2 separate regions of the Mus musculus genome follow, and region 1 is linked to region 2. The links are chromatin loops, found by intact Hi-C in ENCODE. Cell type or tissue: heart. All regions are shown on one strand. Links, peaks and the distances in the headings refer to the core of each region. The heading gives the core; the rest is flanking DNA. Region 1 overlaps Olfr1396 (olfactory receptor 1396). Region 2 holds the start of Mgat1 (mannoside acetylglucosaminyltransferase 1).

Region 1 (9,893 bases), core at 520-8,519, 140 kb after region 2:
CTTCTCCATCATTGTAGCCTCTTATACCCGCATCCTAGGAACCGTACTCCATATGCACTCTGCTAAATCCCAGAAAAAGGCTCTGGCCACCTGTTCCTCCCACATGGCAGCTGTCTCTTTCTTCTATGGAGCAGCCATGTTCATCTACCTGAGACCAAGACAATACCGAACCCCAAGCCAGGACAAGATGGTGTCTATCTTCTACACAGTCCTTACTCCTATGCTCAACCCCCTCATTTATAGCTTGAGGAATCGCGATGTGATAGGAGCACTGCAGAAAGGGCTGGACCGATGCAGGGTTGGCAGCCAGCCCTGAGCTCTGGAGTTGGACTCTCTCTTATCATAGCTGTGTTATAGCCAGTAAATAATTTCCCATCTGTGTTTAATCACACAGTTTAATCATAAACAATGAGGTGCTTGACACCTGCTATCTTGGACAGAACTTTATAAACCCTAAACCAGTACTAACTGTATTTCTTGTGATAAATGGATTCCTCCCCCCCCCCCCTCAGTCTTTTGCAGATTTCTTTCTAAGTACGTTATAGAGGAAGGGAAAGCTCTGTTAACTCAAGCGCTGCAGTACCAGGGCATTGAGATGCTATCGTTTATCACTTAAAGCTGGAGTGTTTTCTTTACCAGAAGACTTAACCCTTCTCACTGATGTTCACAGAGTCTCTTAAGTTCCAGGCACCGAGGCCTGTATTACCATTTTTCTCTAATTTACATACTGGTCTTGCACATTATTTGTTTATAATGCTACCACTGTTCTGTTATTTATATTGTACAGCTCACCATTAATGGCAAAAGTGAAAAATCTTCCAGATGGCAGAAAGCAAGATTCTAGAATTCTTTTTAGAGATTTCTCGTCTTTGTACTGCGAAACCTTATTAAGGTTGCTTCAAGGAATAAAAATGGAACATTGTACTACTCAAGAGAAATAGGGTAAACATGGGAGTACTGGATGCACACGGTCCTATAATGATGGATGCACATGGTCCTATAGTAGATGCACACAGTCCTATAGCAAAAATGTGAGTGTCTATCACTTCTGTTTTTAATTGTTCTTGTCATTTTTCCTTTGCTTGAGGCTGAATCTAAACATAATGCTTAAGATAACCCCAATCATCTAGACACTGCAGGTCTCTTGTCTCATACTTTTGACTGTATAGACTAACCTGTTTTCCTCTTGAAGTTGAAGACCTCAGCAAAATTTGAACTTTTATTCAATGTTGTTTACATTCTGACTATAAATCGGACTCACATCCATTGTGCTGAGCCAGGCATCAGTTGTTTGTCCCCATTTGTAATAAAATCATTTTTTCCTGAAATTCCAATGATCTCTTTGAAAGCAGAGAGCAGTCGGGGGGTTGGGGTGGCGGGAGGGAGGGTTTTAAACTAAGTTCTGGAAGTTTTGCCCCAGGAAGGTGCTTGCTCAGTCTTAGGTTCTGCTCACGGAGAACAACAGCATTAATAAATATGATTCTTAAGAAGCGGGGTGGGTGAGATGGAAGAATGTCTGGGGGATGCTGAATTCAATCCGAGAGAGAGAGAGAGACAGAGAGAGAGACACACACACAGAGACACAGAGAGAAAGAGAGACAGAGAGAGAAAGACAGAGAGAGACACAGAGAGAACACAGATGGAGACAGACAGACAGACAGAAATACAGACAGACAGAAAGAGAGAGAGAGAGAGATGGAGAGAAACAGAGAAGGCAGAGAGACAGACAAAAGCATAGTGCTGCCATGGGGACAGGCTAGTAGACAGCCAGCTGAGTTAAATTCTCAAAACAGGCATTTTGTAGTGAACATGCTTATTTCAAAGAACCTTACAGGGGGACTTCCTTCCCTGGGAACCCTAATTGCCAAAAGAAATCTCCAAGGATTTGTGAAAATAGAAGCTGTGTGTCCTTGTAGCTGCCAGAATTTCCACTGTGTGGGCGTGCATAACTTAACTTTGCTGATGATCTCTTGCTGATGCCTGTTAGGTGGAGGCCAAACCAGCAAACTGATTTTAGTGTTTATAGTACTAAACATCTTTCTGGCTCCTCTTCTCTTCTTACCCCAAACATCTGCCTTGTCAAAATTTTAATCTGACCAGATTCTCTTCTTCCAGAAAGTGTTCCTGGTTAAACTCATGCACATTACATCTCCCTCGTATTTTGCAAGCATCAAACCATACATATTATGTACCAACCAGAACCCTTCATCCATAAGCACGAAACATGTAGAATTAATTCATCCCTCTCCCGAGAAAACAAGAATTATCACTAACAAGTTTTGGATACCTGTACGTGAAGGTGAGGATTTGTAGTCCCAGATACTTCTGGGGCAAAAGAGTTGCTTGATTCTACAGATTATTGAGACTCTTTCAGTAAATAAAAACAAAATTTTGAAAGATGTTCTGCTTTAAACTGGGTTTGGTGACAAATGTCTATCAATCTGGAACTCATGAAGTGGAATCAGAATGCTCAAAAACTTAGTATCATCCTCAGTTGCACTGCAAGTTCAAAGCCAACCTAGCATGTATAAGAAAAAGATTGGGCTGAGGACATAGCCCAGTTGATAGCCTGGGTAGAGTAGTACATGCCTATAATCCTAGCACTTGAGAGGTGGAGGCAGGAGGATTAGAAGTTCAGCACAGCTTTGAATACTTGTTTCAATTTAAAAATAAATAGTTTTTAAAAAAAAGCATTAAAAATATTTTTCTAACTTTCACCTAAGTCATAGTGATTTGGGGGTGTTCCTTTTTTCTGATCTTTTAGGGCATATACTATGTTTCCACTGCATTGCCTGGATGTACTGGTTGGTCTTGTGTGTCAAATTGCCACAAGCTGGAGTTATCACAGAGAAAAGAGCCTCCCTTGAGGAAATGCCTTCATGAGATCCAGCTGTAAGGCATTTTTCTCAATTATTGATCTAGGGTGGCCTCCCATTGTGGGTGATGCCATCCCTGGGTTGGCAGTCTTGGGTTCTGTAAGAAATCAAGCTAAGTAAGCCAGTAGATAGCATCCTTCCATGGCCTCTGCATCAGCTCCTGCTTCCTGACCTGCTTCCAGTCCTGACCTCCTTTGGTGATCAACAGCAATGTGGAAGTGTAAGCTGAATAAACCCTTTCCTCCCCAACTTGTTTCTTGGTCATGGTGTTTGTGCAGGAATAGAAACCCTAACTAAGACACTGAACAAAAGCCAGTTTGCTGTTATTATGTTTGCAGCACCCAGCACCTGGATATGCTACACAAAGGTCTACCATGAGTCTTAAACCCAGGATCTGGAAAAGCTGTACAAAGATTTACCATGAGCTGATAACTTAATTCCAAATCAGGTTTTCAATTGGCAGATATCTATTGATCAGCTACTATCCCCCAGACATTTGGGGAATTTGGGGTCACAAGAAACTTCCTTTTGTCCAGGCACACAACTCAATTAACTGGACAAAGTGTCTTATAAATTAAAAGCTATTGAAATAAAACAGACTCAGAAAGGGGAACATCATGGGTTTGTTTCTGTCTGCAAAAATGAAGGTTTTTTAAAAACAGGGTTGAGGAGGTTACTTGGAAAGAAAATGGAGACCAACAGGAAGAGGGAACAGGAGAGATGCACTCCCTGCTCTCTTGAAATGTCTAGCTTAGCCTTAATAGATCACAACACACACACACACACACACACACACAGAGAGAGAGAGAGAGAGAGAGAGAGAGAGAGAGAGAGAGAGAGATTGCACTACAGGTGCTAGGCAATCAACATGCCTGGTCATGAGGGAGATTCTGAGTCTAGGTTATTTATTATAGAAAAATATATTATCGTCTTGTTATGTGTTTGGGTGTTTTGCCTGCATGTAGGCCTATTCTTAAGAAAGGTGTTGGCTACAATCTGTCCTGCCTGCAAGACGTGCTGATGCAGTGATGGTGGTGAGAGTGGCCAACCATGACTGGTCCATGCCTCAAGAGGGAGCCTATGTCTGACACTGCCTGGATGGCCAGGAGCTAGAGGCAGGACAGTCCAGAGGCCCAGGATAGAACCAAACATGACTGGAGTGTGGGAGGGAGGTCAATGAAAAGATTTCTAATCATATTCTGCTATACTCATAGATTGGTACCTAGCCCAACAGTCATCAGAGAGGCATCAAGCACTTATGGCAGTAGCTGCAAAGCCCACAGCCAAACACTAGGTGGAGCCAGGACACCATTCAGTGTAAAAGTATTTTTTTTTTTTTTAGGTATTTTCCTCATTTACATTTTCAATGCTATCCCAAAAGTCCCCCATACCCACCTCCCCAATCCCCTACCCACCCACTCCCCCTTTTTGGCCCTGGGGTTCCCCTGTACTGGGGCATAGAAAGTTTGCAAGTCCAATGGGCCTCTCTTTGCAGTGATGGCCGACTAGGCCATCTTTTGATACATATGCAGCTAGAGACAAGAGCTCTGGGGGTACTGGTTAGTTCATAATGTTGTTCCACCTATAGGGTTGCAGTTCCCTTTAGCTCCTTGGGTAATTTCTCTAGCTCCTCCATTGGGGGCCGTGTGATCCATCCAATAGCTGACTGTGATCATCATCCACTTCTGTGTTTGCTAGGCCCCGGCGTGTTTCGCCATCTCTGAGGCTTATTGCCTCCATCTGCAAAACCTGAGCCTGGTCCTGGAAAGCTTCTAGCTTCCATACAATCTTACCTAGGCCTAGAATGTTTTTCAGCCTCTGAAACTTGCTGCTGAATAAGCTCACCCTTTCTTGTTCTTTCTGATCTCTGGCTGGCTGATTTCAACTCAGCTGTTCTGACTCAAACTTCAGTCCTTGCTGACTAATTCAGTGTGCTTCTTCCCTACTTCCTCCCCCCCCCCCCCCCCATACTCTCTGACTCTCCTAAATCGTTCTGCTTGACTTATAACTAATTCTAGCAATCTGTTCTAATCTTCTGGCTCCTCATTCTTGTCGGGGTCATGGGGCACGCAAATAACGAAGAAAGGACCGCCAAAGTCAGAAATAAACCAAAGGCAACTTTATTCACATCTGGGAAACACTTCTAACTGGACAGGGTCACAGTGAGGCTTGGGAGCTCACAAAAACAACCTTGAAGGGCAGGGGCAGTCTCCTTTGGAAGCATAAGCCCATAGGCAGATAGATGTTCAGGGGATAATAAAGAAGGAATTTATAAATTAGGGGTCAGTTCTCAGGCCCAGGGTGTAGCGGGTAGCAGGATGTTTGTACAGGCTCAGGGCTATTCTAAGACAACAGTCTTATCTCAACGTTTATGGGGCTAAGGCAGGCCAGGTGGTTTTACTGCAGCTGAAAAGAATGCAGTGCTTGGGGACATGCACTGAGATGGGGGCAGCAGACCAATGTCTGGAATTACTCTGGGCTCTTCAGTTCTGTCTTTACCTGGGTCTAGCTTGTTCTCTCTTCAACCTGTCTCTATAAAACTCTCCTGGTAAAACTCTCTCTCTCTCTCTCTCTCTCCCCCCCCCTCTCTCTCTCCTCATGAGAGCTGGGCATATATTATTCTGTCAAATCTTTCTCTGATTCATCACTTTTTCTGCCACTCAGTAAGACATGACTTTCAAACATGGCTGCTTCCTTCTACAAACTTTGGGATTAAAGGTGTGTCTGTATTCCAGCTAGAGGGATTAAAGGTGTGTGCTAAGATTCACAGTGTGATCAAATATCCTGCAACACTGTAGAAGACAGGTAGGGAGGATTGTAGATGCCAGAGAGGTCAAGAACACTATGAGAACTCAGCCTACTAATCAACTAAGCAAGGCTCTAAAGGACTCGCAGAAATAAAAGTGACAAACACGGACCCTGTATGGGTCTGAGCTAGGTCCTCTGCATATAGCTTGTGGTCGTGTAGCTTGGTGTTCTTGTGGGACTTCCAACAGTGAGTGAGAGTCTCTGACTTTCTCCTGCAGTTGGGACCTATTTCCTCCTACTGGGTTGCCATGTGCAGCCATGATATCAGGGTTTGTGCCCAGTCTTATTGCATCTTGTTGGGCCACATTTGATGGATATCCCTGGGGAGGTCGGGGGGGGGGGCTGGTTTTGTTGTTGTTATTCTGTTGGTTTGTTTTTTAAAGGGAAAAAGAGGAGTTGATCTTGGGGAAAGGGGAGGTGGGGGAGGTACTGGGATAAGCAGAGGGAGGGGAAACTGTGGAGGAAAGGTAATGTAAGAGAGAAGAATAAAAGGCTTCCATGTGGATGCTGGCAACTAAACCCAAGTTTTCCAGAAGAGCAACCAGTGCCCTTACCTGCTGAGCCATCTCTCCCCTCCCCCCATTAAGTGTGTGTAAACTAGACCAAGTATATCAACTCCTATGGTTCCTGATTCTTCAGTTTTCCTGTACTCTGATGCATTTTTTCCCTCTCCATTATTTGTTCATAATTTTCTAAGTTTGCAATCAGGGACACTAACATTAGTTATAAAAGTATTATGCCACTTATTTTATTTTCCTTAGCATATATACATTGTAAAAAGTGGGGTTTGTTGTGACCATTTCACACTGTCAAAAACTGTATATTTGTTGTGCTTTACTAAAACTAAGCAGGCAATTCCATGAGAGCAGATGTTTAACCTATCACATTCACACTTGTCCCATATTCCTGTCCTACCATAAGCCTGGAGGAATCTCTGCTCTTGGGAAGTAGAGGTCACAGGGTAAAACATTAGTCTTCCCAGACAGGATTGGTCAGTGAAAAGGTAGGCTTACACGTGTGGAACATGTCAAAAAATTAAAACTTTGACCATAAAGTTTATTGTGAAGTCTGGGACACTTTTGGGGTGAACACAATGGAGCAAGACTAGAGAAGGATGGCGGGCACAAAGGATGTGCACTCTGGTCCTGTACGCTATACCCTATGAGGGATGGCAGCCACAATGGGTGTAGACCTATGAAGCAAACCTCCTGACCAGATAGAAATAGGCCACAGGGTATGGGATGAATCCCAGACATTCATGAGTATGGATGCTGTGTTCCCTATTCCCTCTCTCTGGGTCAGTGAAGACCAAGGAGGGAGCTTGGGTCAGACGGAGCAGTTCTTCCCTGGCCCTCTCACCTAGTAAGAGCAAGTAGGGGAAGAGGAAAATGGTTATTTTAATGCTAGAACTCCCTCTAAAGGTAGGTTTTCTTCAGGACACCCAACCAAAGATAACTGAGAGTCATTTCCCAGTTATTCCATCCTAACTTCACAGTTTCTATGCCAAGCTGATGGTTCATTTTTCAGTTTCTATTTGTGAATTGGCACATCCTTTTCCTCCTATTGTCTGTCCTACTGTTGTTGGAGTGTTGGAGGAAAGGAGAAAGTGAGTCATTTCCCATTCTTTCTTTTCTTATTTATTTATTTATTTATTTATTTATTTATATGAGTACACTGTCATTGTCTTCAGACACACTAGAAGAGGGCATCAGATCCCATTACAGATGGTTGTGAGCCACCATGTGGTTGCCGAGAATTGAACTCAGGACCTCTGGAAGAGCAGTCAGTGTTCTTAACCACTGAGTCACCTCTCCAGCCCTTCTTAATGTCTTATTAATGTTTCCTTACCTTCTTTCTCTCTGTCTGTGAGACCATCCGTGGGTCCCTGAGTTGAAGTATTGTGTGCAGTAGGAAGGCAGTGAAAGTGGGGATCAAGAAAAGTGCTGTGCTGGGCGGTGGTTTTAATCCCAGCACTTGGGAGGCAGAGGCAGGTGGATTTCTGAGTTCGAGGCCAGCCTGGTCTACAGAGTGAGTTCCAGGACAGCCAGGGCTACACAGAGAAACCCTGTCTCAAAACAAACAAACAAACAAACAAACAAACAAAGTGCTGATATGGGACACAGAATATGTTGTCTCCAAAGAACAGTGTGGGGACGAAGCGGCTTCTTAATGCTCTCATCCAAAGGAAGCAAAACAAAACCACCGCCTAAACACCCAGCACACAGAGTTGAAACATGTGAGCCGAAACAAAAATTTTCACAAGGTTTTTCTGGATAATATAAATATTATTCAGCCAAAGAATATCTGCTGAGAACATAACAGTCACTTCGTTAAGAGCCTGGGATCAATATGGTATTCAAAAGCAGCATCAGGAAACATAAGTTCTAGTGAGGACCAGAAGTTAGCAAAATTTTGTAGACAGAGCATACCATACACTGGTACTGCTTGCCAGGCCACACAAGGCAGAAAAGAGCTTCAGAGTGGAAGAAAAAGTCACCTTTAAATAGGGTGTGAGGGGAGTGTTCAGTGAGGACTGGAGATGGCGTGAACATGTCTGGGAAAAGACCTCTGTGTGATGTAACACTGGAAGGTCAAGGCCTTGAAGCTGGTGTCTGTTTTCAATGTTGGGAGAACATGTGGTGGCCAATGGGACTGGACACGAGAGAATTACAGGGGACCAGAAAGAAAGCAGGACTGTGTTGCAGTAAATCTTCAACCCAAATATGCCCCAGCAATGAAAACACAACTCAAATAATATGAATATAAGCTGTGCCTATGTAAGAGTGACAATACTAATCCTAATTTTATATCAATAAAAAATTCATACCAGTGAAAACATTAAATTTGTATCAACTAAATTCTGTAGCAATGTAAGATATAGCTATGTAATAGAACTGGGTGTTAGATTACAGGTGATACTGCTAGGCTCCTCCCAGGGACTTACCAGTGGCTTACATCACCACCTGCCACAATTATCTGCTGCCAGATGTGGGTTGCACACCAGTAGCGTACAAAAAAGACGGCTTGCAACTCCAGTTCTCGCTCTCTCTCCCTCTCCTCTCTCCCCTCCTTCTCCCCATCCCTGTTCCCTGTCTCTCCTCCCATATGTTTGTTCGTGGCTGGCCTCTCTTTCTCTCTTTTGGTCCTTCTTTCTGTCCTCCTGTGTTCCCTCTTCACTGACCTTATGGCTCTGCTCCCGTCTGTCTGCTCTACCCCTTCCTCTCTTCCTCTCTCCAGTCTGTCCTCTCTCCCCCTCTCTTCTCCAAATAGACCTCCCTTATATCAGGTCTGTCTCGTGGCATGATTTCTCAGGGGGGCAACTTGGCATGAGCCCACCAGGTACCCCTGCCCATCTCCACATTACATTTTATAACACTGGGTGGTGATGGGGGTGGGGTTTCTGATGAAGGTCTTTCATAATAAAATTTTCATTCTTACAAATATAGAGTTAATAGCCTGAGATAGGAACAGGCTATGCAATGATGGAAAAGCCAAACAAGGAATTCCAGAGGTGCTGGCATACACAACATAACTAAATTAGGTTAAACCCCGTTAGGGAACATTGCCACCCATGCACAGTGACAGTGACAAGTGCTGGTGTCAGGTGGGAAGTGGCAGCTGTGAAGGAGTTGGGAATGGGAATGTTTTAGAAGGGTCGGCAGGAGCTTCTGACGGACGGACGGACGGACGGACAGACGGAATGACCAAGTTATCGAAAGCTAGCCCTTGAAAGTAACTCCAGTGCAGTAACCAGACAGACCTGTCACTTACTGATGTGGGAAATGGGGTGATGTTGTCCCATGGACGAGGAAGACTTGTTCACCGCACTTTACCTAGGACAAGTTCATTCGAGGGCCATAGTGAAGGATTGTATTGGAATTCAGTGGCTCAGAGTAGTCTCACCTATTATGAAAGCAAACAGCCACATGGGGGCAGCAGAGAGCCAAGAAGCAAGAACCAGGCCTGCGAGTAAGAAAGGAATCTCTGGCTTTGAGTGTGTTTGCTTTTCGGTTTTTGGTTTTTTTCCTTGGTTGTATTTTGGGTTGTTTGATTTGGGTTTGGATTTGGAGGGAGGGGATCTTACATAGCCCAGTTGTTACTGGCACCAGGATGACCTTGAACACCTGACCTTCCCGTCTGCACTTTTCAGAGCTCTCCCCAGCCGTTCTTTATTGTTGCTATGGCTTAATACAGAAACCTCCCCCATGC
Region 2 (9,893 bases), core at 1,336-9,335:
ACTTTCTTGAGAGATGAGAGATGCACCAGTTGCCAGGTCTCCTTCAGTCCCCTACAGAATGTGATCAATGTTGAAACTTTGCAAGAATTCCAATGGCCAGGATTTCAGGATTTCCCCCCACTTCCTGCTTTCTAAATAGGTGACCAAGTAGGGGAAAGTCTTTAAAACAAAAGGATGGGAGACAAACAGCGAAAGGAATTACCTTAAATGACTGGGATAGGACAGTGGCCTTGATTTGTCACTTCAGTTCTATCTGCAAGTTCTCAGAATGGCGGCAAATCCTCAAGAAATCCCTACTTACCCTTCAAGTGATTTTACTTTCAAATGACTTGTTTTCTCTAGATGTTGAACTAGGTGCAATGCATTCACTAGAGTGCAGATCAAAGCAAGCCTGGATTGCCTGTCAGCAGGATTTTTAGCAAGTCTACAGCCATTTAGAGTGGCTGGATAGCTCATAGAAAAACCTCTCTCTCTTTGGCTCTTAGTCTCTTCCTACCCCCCTCCTCAGCCCTTCTCTATGAACCCTCCAACAATACTTGATTCTTTTGCCACAAGAATGCACAGTTCCCCTGCTGAAGCCCTAGCTGCCTCTCCACACAGACTCATCAAGATTCCCTGTGTCATGTTCCTACATACTCTTCAGGGCAGGGCGTTCATCCACGTCTGGATGTTAGTAGTGTATGAACTTACACTGGCTGGGAATGATGCAGCATCTACATCTACATCTACATCTACAGCAGGTGCCATGTCTAGAGGTATGAGCCTTGGCTGATGGGGTGGAAGCTCCTCCAGGGAGCACTGCTCAGTCCCCTCTGGTACCATATGCACTTTGGTACAGATTTTAAAATAATTATTAATAATAATAATAATAATCAAAGCCAGATACCCAAGAAGCAAGGCTTGCCATCAGCCTGTGTTTTTCTATATCTGTAAGACTCAGTTTTCTCACCTCTAAGATGGAAAGCATAACTGAATACTTCAGCAAGTTGCTTTAAGGATTGGATGAGATATTCCATAGCATATTTAGAACAGTACCAGCTACATAACAAAATAAATGCCAAGATATTCTTTCTTGATGCCTTCAGATCATAAGAGTACACCTCCCCATTACCATCCACACCAGTGGAACCAGCAAAAGACAACACAAGGTGGGACCAGCGCCACGCACTGCCAAGCCACGAACTTCAACATTTAGATGATGCACCTGCAGCCTACACAGATGCACCTGCAGCCTACACAGCGTCTTCAGTATGAATGCCACATTCATGCAATCTCTCCACTGCCATTCCAATCCAAAATGCACCCAAAAAAGTTTTCAAAACCCATTTGATAATAACATCTCATTGCACCTCATCCGGCAGCATCCGATCTAATTTAATGTGAGGCTAACAATCTTCTCCATTGCACCTCGGTGTCTATTCGCAGTTCGCTACAGAAATAAGCATGGTGGATCACGGTGCAGTGTTCTGATCTTATAACAGAGTACGTACACCAGATCATTTTTTTGAGAATTTCATATACTGTATAACTTTTGATCACATTCACACACAGAGAGATAGAGAGAGAGGCAGAGATACAGAGACAGACAGAGAGGGAGACTAAACCCACCCACAACTTCCCTGTTTCCACTCCAATTTGTGCTGCCCATATACTCATGAGTGTCGAGCCATTCCCTGGACCATGGTGGACCTACCAGGAGCAACATTTCCTTTTTCATTAATTTATTCATTCACTTTAGATCACTATCACAGCTCCCCTCTCTCCTCTCCTCCCATTTCCACCCTACCACCCGCTTCCTCTCGTCCCTCCTCCTCTTCTCCTCAGAGAAGGGGCACCCCGACCCCATCCCCGGGGAACCAACCCACCCTGGCACATCCAAATTGCATCAGTACTAAGTGCATCCTCTTCCCCTGAGGACAGACAAGGCAGCTAGGGAAAGGGATCCAAAGGCAGGCAAGAGACTCTGAGTCAGAGAAGTACCCACTTCAATTGTTATGGGACCCACATGAAGACCACATTGTACATCTGCTACATATGTGCAGGAGCCTAGGTCCAGTTCCTGCATGCTCTTCAGTTGGTGCTTCAGTCTCCGTGAGCCCTGTGGGTCCAGGCTGGCTGGCTCTGGAGGTCTTCCTGTGCTGCGGGAGCCACGCCTTAAAAAAAAACCAAACTCATGCTTTTCTCCCACTGAAGCCAGCAGCTGTCCACAGCTCCTGTCAGGGGTTGGGCCTCACGAACCCCTTCTAACTCTAGAAATGTGAGCAGCCCTAGAAGCCTCAGAGTTATGCCAGGGTTGAAAGTTACCGTCCACTGCCAGTCCTCAGTTCACACCCTCTCACCTGGACTGTTTATTATGAATATTGTTTTAAGCTGGAACCTCTGATGTTAGCTCCCCAGCTAATCTAGTCTACCTGTGGCTTCTCTCTAAATACCTTCTGGTAGCAACAGAATCTTAAACACATTAATATTAAAAGCCTTCAGAAGCTGCCACTGCCCACAGGAAAAAGATGAAAACTTCTTAGTTTGACAGAAATGGGCTTCACAACAGCAGACTTTAATCCCGATGCAATCTCATTTCCAACCACAAACGACGTGGATCCAATACAATAGCCGCAGAAGGCTACTTATTTCTCCAGTAACTACTGTTGCACACTGTTGTGTCTTTGTTCCTGAAATGTAACCCATACCCCACCTAAGAACATTGACATCCTTTAGGCTTACGACATCCCAGATACAAGCGAGCCTCCCATGACGACTCTTCACTGCACTCTCTCCATGTTGTAACAGAATCCAAGACTGTATTTCCTTAGCTCTTACCTCACTCCTTAAGAAAAGAGGCTGTGTCCTCTACACCCGCTACGGTGCTTGGTCCATGTGTACAGTGTGATGAGAGGGTGCATGAAGGACCATCTGTAGTATTAACTAAAGAAGGGAGAATGACGATAGAAACAGCAGCCAAAGTGAAGAACTGCACTTTGCACAGATGCTGCCACACCTCCCCTCCTGTAAGCTTCTCATTCAGGATGATGGACGTCTTTCCTTGGGGGAGGAGGGAGCACCACATTCCCTCGTTCTGATTCTGAGACCCTGTGACTCCTACAAGTCATCCCTAAAAGACAAGGCACCTGAGTGTGATGGAGCACACCTGTAATGAGGCAGGAGACACTCGGGAAGGTTGAGCCGAATCCAGGCTACAGATCAAGGTAGGACATTGAGGGTCCAGCTGACCGCCCGCCAGAATCAACCACAGAGTATGAAAGGGAACCAGCCCCATTGGACTGCGACATGAAAGCCCACAGCCCACAAAGTTTGGAAGTTTGGGATAACTCATTACAGCAGTCATTCAGTCCTTGCAATCACGAGAAAATGGACCAGAATTCCCGAGAAGCAGGGTGAGAGCTCTCTGGACCTGCTCCCTTCAGGTCCCCAGCCTCAGTCTTAAAGACAACTGTACTTACATTTCTTACCAGTATTTTTATTTGGGGGCAAATAACAAATTGCTTCAAAATTCTTTGGCTTAAGACTGTAACAATCACCTATTTCCTCATCCAATAGCAATAGCTGAAGAATTTAGAAAGTGGGGCACAGAGGGAAGGACCTGTCTGTTTTACGTTGGGACCTCGGGTTGGAAGACTCAAAAGCTAAGGCTAGCCTCCTATAGATGCATGGTCCATAACACATGTGTAATCTAATGTTGATGTTGACTGGGACACTGGCCGGAGTCACCATCATGTGCTCCTTCATGTGGCCCAGGCTTCCAGTGAACTCAGTGGCTGGGTTCCAAAGAGAAGGAAGTGCTCCAAGACGTCAACGGCATGGCCAGTTGAAGCTTTTTCTTTAGGCAGCCTTGGCTCACTTTTGCTTTCTTCAGTTCCTAAGGAGACTGCTAGTTCCTACCATTCCTATGAGAGAGCAATGAGGTGGAGAGCCGGCTCAGCTGTTAAAAGCACTGGCTGCTCTTCTATAGGACCCAGGTTCCACTCCCAGACCTAGATGGCAGCTCTGAACTCTCAGTAACTCCAATTCAAAGGGCCTCTTTAGGCCTTTGAAAAAAACAGGCATGCAAGTGCTGCACAAACATACATGCAGGCAAAACATGTATATGCACAAATATTTTTTAAAAAGAGAAATGAAAATGGAAAACCCTACCAGTGTGTGAGAAGAGGACAAAGTTAAACTGCAACAGCACTTATGAACAAAGCCTCTTGAAAACTCTTTTGCCATATTTTCCTTTTAAAAATAGAATACCCTAGGCGGGGCATGGTGGTACATGCGTTTGATCACATACTCCAGAGACAGAGGCAGGCAGATCTCTGTTGAGTTTAAGGCCAGCCTGGTCTACAGAGCAAACTCCAGGACAGCCAAGGTTACATAGAAAAACCCTGTCTCAAATACATACATATATACATACATACATACATACATACATACACCAAAACAAAACATAACATACAACAAGAGCAAGCAAACAAATAACAAAATAAAATATCCATCAACCCTGAACTGAGTTTTTAATATATCAGTTATGAGATTTGCCTGTAATATGCACACTCAGTTTAAAACTTGCTTTCATGGTTCCAGTGTTTTTAGGACTCCTTTGAGGAAACTAGCAGGTGAACCCACACCACCACGCACAACAACATTTGCACCATGGTGGGGTGAGACCTGAGTCTCGGCATACTGAAGGTTCTGCCAGCTGCCAGGTGGCTCTGGCAAGTCTTGCCAGTCCCTCTGGGGCCTTCTCACATTCTAATCTGAAGGAGCGCATAAGAGCAGGCTCCTTTCTAAGACGGTGCACATAGTGCAAGCTTGCCTACTACACCTGATGCTCCTCCTGCCTCAGCCTGCAGAGTTCTGATATTACAAGCGTGCACTAGCACATCTAGCTTCTAACACTCTGGATTCCATGCTTGCCCCTCTCTGTCAGAGGCTGTTTCTTAGGCAACAAGCAAACAGCAAATAGTCAACTTCCAGCCAGGAGCAGTAGAGCAACCATTACTCTAGCCTTACAACTAAGTCTCGAAATGGAAGAACCGTTGATGAACTGTCCCTCCTGTTTCTGCTTTGCCAGTATGATAGCAAGCACAGCTTAAACAAGTACAGAGCACATAGTGTCCATCACAGATAACGGCTCTCTAAGTGAATTACTTTCTTGTTAGACTCTGTATGATGTACCAGGCTCCATAATTTCAGAGGGGAAGAAGAACTGAAAAGAAGTCCGAGTAGATATGCTAAATAATTCAAGAGTATAGAGGGTAAGACCTAGGAGGGATACAGGCTATTCACCTGGGAACAGGTCAAAGGGAAACACAATGCTGCTATAGCCTGGCACCAGACAGACAGCCCTGAAGCCGTTACCTGAAGAACCACTGCCTCAGTTCCTCTTCTGTAAACAGACAACCGACTTTTGTCTTCTCCACCGCCCTTGATGTCTGGATTAGAATGGCAATACCTTGACGTCCGAAGCAGAAAGTGAGTTTAACCTGTTGCAATGACATGGAGTTTGAACACACTGTAATACAGCCTTCTGAGAAACAGAAGTGGGATGTAATGTTGCCATTACTGGTGATCTCCATGCTAAAAAGTCAAGGACTAGTGACTGGAAACGGGAAGACCCCAGAATCAAGGACGCTCTAGTCTAAATAGTACTAATGACAGGCAATCAAGCTGGCCAGCAATATTCTCAAGCACGAGAGCCTTACAGTAGCCAAGGTTAAAGAAAAAGAAGCTTCACCAGAAGGCCACTCTTCCATGGAGACTCGAATGGGTGGGCCACAGTCCCTCTGAACCACATTTTGAACAATGGGGGGGCTCTGCACCTCTTGGGAGCCCCCTGTTCCAAACATACTAGAAAGGAGGCTAGGAAAAAAAGTTTTCTTGCCAAATCACATATTTCAACATTGAGTCAAATTTTCCTTGTGGCTGAGCAAAAGCCAGCCCTAGTAACTTATGAAGCCTGGACGCTGGGGTGAGGCTTGCATAAAGTCCACTTTCCACTCCAGTCTCCCACTTCTTCAGGGCGACCCCATCTCTCCCCTGCCCTGCCCTGCCCTGCCCCGCACCCAAGGTGCCCTCCTGCCGAGTTTCACAACAGCTCCTCCTGGAGAAGCCACCCTCCCTCTAGCAGCTGAAGGCCAGGAATCCTGTAGCTGTGCGTTAAGTTCCCACTTCCCCGCGTGGGGGAGACTGCGCGCTGCGCGGCCCCGGGCGGGCCCGCCACTCTCACCGCCCTGGCTTTGGAGCACACTCGGGACTCAGACCCGACTCCCCTGGCTGCGCGGCCTCTCTCCTCCGGGGTCCTTGTCCTCCTGGGACAAGCCCCAGGACTGAGGACGCTGGCGTCCCCCGGCCCAGCTCACCGGATCCTCTCAACTCACCCCGCCTGGAACCAGGCTCGCCCCGGACCGGCAACACCCAGCGCTGGAGCGGCCTCGTCCGGTCTGGTTGGCCTTCCTGCTAGCCGGCAATGTGGTCCTTCCCCGGGAGGGCGGGGCGGCGCTCCCCAGCCCCTAGGCCCCTCTGTTGGTCCCCGCCCTGCCACGGGCGAGTCCGCGCTGGCCCCTCCTTCCAGGGCCTTCCTCTACTGCTGACTTCCTGATCACCGGTCAAGATCTAAACAACGGGTCTTCCCAAGTCCCCCAACTTCGAAAGGCAGTGGTAGCAGAGATGTTTGTTTGAGGCCCTTTCCCTCTCAGTTGCAGCTCCTGTGTAGATGCCAACCCCACTCACACCCTGAGCCTTGTCCAGTAAAGACTTTTCCCAAGAGTGTCCCTTGTCCAGCCCAGTGAATCTAGAGATTCACCGACTTTGAGGGGTGCAGCACTTGGTGGTGTTAGAAGCGTTTCCTCAGCAAGAAGAGCGTTCACCAACCTCAATTCTAAGAACCTGGGAACCATTCCTCTATGCGAGGGAAGTTGCAGACTATTAGTTGAAAAAAAAAAACAGCAAGAGAGGGGTGAGGGTGTGCAAGCAACAAGTATTCGGTTTCAAAAGGGAAGATAGGGAGGAAACACCTGCTGCCCAAGGTGGGTAAGAGCCAGCCTGCCGCCGTTTCAGTTCTGTCTTGTGTGTGTGTGTGTGTGTGTGTGTGTGTGTGTGTGTGTGCCCCTTTATGGGCGGGGAAACCAAAGTCAGGCCTGTACACTGAACCTAAGTCCTGAGGAAGGAAAGAATCAATCACAGGCTTTTGGAGTAACCCTAAAAATGAATGGGAGGGGGAAGGAAACCCCTGGATCTGTATTCCTTGGTATTTTTTTAAAGCAAAAGAAACATGGGAGGGGCAGGGAGACTCATCAGGACCCAACTGAACAGAGTACTTGGTAAGTACCTCAATCAGAGCCTCAAGCAGCCTGAGTGGGGGAGGAAAGATGACAACCAGGAGTTTCAGGGTCTGATTTAGATGTCAGCAGTGGCCCCGGAGCACAAACTATTTCTGAGATCTGAGCCGTGCATTATTAGCAACTCACAGTAAGCCACATCTCACTGACAGGACCATTTTGGAATCAGAGATGTCTGGGAATCCCTACTGTCCACTCACCATGGTACCACAGCCCCCACTGGCTCCCACATCCTGCTGTGCCTGGCCCTCTGCATAAGCCTTGGCTCCAACCACCCTTGGATCTTTCACCCATGAGGGGAGCAGAGGCACTGCCAGTTGATTACTAGATATACTCAACCTCAGACAGACCCTCCTACCTACAGACTTCATCACTACTGTTCCAGAGTCCCCAAGGTAACCGGGACTTTTAGGTCTGTGCTTACTGAGTGTTACTCACTAACTTGTTCGTACCAGACACCAGGAATTATGCAGAAAGTGGGAGTACCTTAAGGGCCCTTGTGGGCAGGTGAGGAAGTAAAACAAAGTTGTCAGGAGACACTAGGAAGCTGCCCTTCCGTCCAAGCCTGTTTTCTTGGCCTCTCTGTACACTCTCCCGCATCTCTGCAGAGCTCAGCAGAGAGAAGTCTGAGGCTTTGGGTGTATGGAAGCTGTTAAGTCAGAAGTCATAGCCAGATTTTAGATTTAGGCATTTCAGCTTCCAAACCTGGTACCCTGGTGAGCCCTTGAGAAGGACTGCTGAGATGGCTTTGTGCCCATGTGACAGGACACAGTGGGGCAGCGGAGAAGCTTCACAGTAGCAGCTGGAATTCTGCCCTCACGTAGAGGAAAGGGCTGACGCATGAGGGAGGGAGGAGGACTGTGTGTGGGTGTGGTGTGTGTATGCCCACTATTTCCAGTTTAGCTGACTGCACAGACTGTGACAGGAAAGTCAAGCCCATGCATGTGCCAAGAGAATGCCAATGTTTATATACTTTAGGCCTCTTTCTACTTCCCATAAAAAGGAATTAGGGACTTATAGCCTTCACACTCAGTGCCAAAGTGTGAGAAAAAAATGACCAAGTTCCCTGGATGTGTAAAAAGTTGGGAAACTGGTCTGAAGATATCCAAAATATAAGGAGCACAAATCACCATCCTGGATAAAATCCATACATAGTAGGTCCTGAAGATGGTGAAGACGAGGCAGCCCAGGCCATGTCAGAGTGACTTTCCTGCCAAGGCACTTAGACAGGAAGCAGGTCAGAACACAGAAACTCCCCACCACATCCATCTCTTCAGCCCTTTGTTTAAATTCCAAGGCTCACAGAATGATCCCCAGCAAAAAGGCTACCCTGCCTCCGAAAAAAAATAGGCTACAACATAGAATTTGGATTGGGTAAATTTTAAACAAGGGTAATAGTATTTGGTCTAAGCAACAAGCACGTATCAGTACTGAGGCCTTGGGCTCTACAGAGCTTACACTAGGGAAGAAAGTAAGAAATGGGAGCTGCCTGTCTAGACTCTGGGGATGAGCCTGGGATCAGATTATGTGCAAATGGAAAAAACAGGTAGATCTAGTCACAGGATAACAGAGAATTAAGAGGTAATATGCTTGCCTGCTTACTCTGCTACCACCAAAAAGGAACTTAAGAAAAAAAAAAGTAAAAACTTCCAGGAAATTGCTGCTCACAAACTCCAGCCTGGCTACCTGAAAGTGTTTGCAGTTTGGAAAGGACTCATGCTCTGAATTTCTGAAGAAACCTTGGCTTAAAGCCGTTAGAGGAAACAAAACCAAAGTGTTAAACTGGTGTTTAAGTTTCCTTTCTCATTCTTCCTAACATGTCTGTCCCAAACCACAAAGTGATAGAGAAAGAAAATCAAGCTTACTAACAATGTAGACACTGAGCAATGCCTCTGAAATCCTTCATTAGCTACCTGCGCTTCCTTTAGAATAAAGTAAGGTCTAAATAAATCCACTTAAAAATCCCCACACAACGTGTGATTAAATTTACCACCAGTCCTGGCTAAACAGCCTGACACACTTGAGTGTGGTACCCTAGCAATCTGCTGATCCCATGAGAAGGCTGGAAAGAAATGTCTGACCAAAGAGTCACAGGAGATGGGAGAGCTGGGTTCTGGCAGCTGAAAGCCTCTATCTAGCTCATGTTACAGAGGAGAGGACTTACCAGAGAGGCTGTCAGGGCACTCAGTTTCTCTCCCTGGCAGGCTGATGCTAAAGGCAACTGCACAAGTACAATCAGCATATGCCACACCCCTTCAGTGAGCTCTTACTGCTCAGGGCCTCCATAGCTCCTCCTCAAACTAGAAAAGCAATCCCCACACTGAGGGAAAGCAGACAACAGACCTGACACTTTGAAAGCCATCAATCAATGCAACACACCTCCTCAGTACTCTGGGTGCTTTAGGTACTCACGGGCCAGGAGGGACTCCTCCGTAGGACTAGGAAGTCTTCTAGAACATATCATGCCCTATAGGTCACTCAGGAGGCACTGCCATAAGAAATCATGATCCCCATACATGAGCAAAGACCGGCAACCATGCATTTATTGAGTGGCTG

Evidence for each region. A loop is a pair of places that touch in the nucleus more often than their neighbours do. Peaks named below come from ENCODE experiments on the same cell type or tissue, not always from the same donor. Only the 100,000 strongest peaks of a DNase experiment are listed, where the experiment ranks them.
Region 1: a loop joins it to region 2, with 4 times the contacts of the local background. A loop is called at or near these places in 9 of 42 quality-filtered maps.

What each region holds. Positions count from the first base shown.
Region 1 is chr11:49,103,200-49,113,092 of GRCm38, reverse strand. Olfr1396 (olfactory receptor 1396) reads left to right here. Exons shown (of 1, transcript NM_146337.1): 1 at 1-316. The coding sequence ends at 316. Among named protein-coding and RNA genes, the nearest start is that of Olfr1396, 5.6 kb to the left of the region's middle. In heart, for the core only: CTCF peaks have their summits at 4,139 (motif pointing right) and 7,110; no DNase peak of the experiment used is centred there.
Region 2 is chr11:49,247,140-49,257,032 of GRCm38, reverse strand. It overlaps Mgat1 (mannoside acetylglucosaminyltransferase 1), which reads right to left and starts at 6,481. Exons shown (of 3, transcript NM_001110150.1): 1 at 6,378-6,481; 2 at 5,359-5,483. In heart, for the core only: a CTCF peak has its summit at 6,188; DNase peaks (open chromatin) are centred at 3,772, 6,462, 7,012 and 8,152; H3K4me3 peaks cover 2,090 bases; H3K27ac peaks cover 2,939 bases.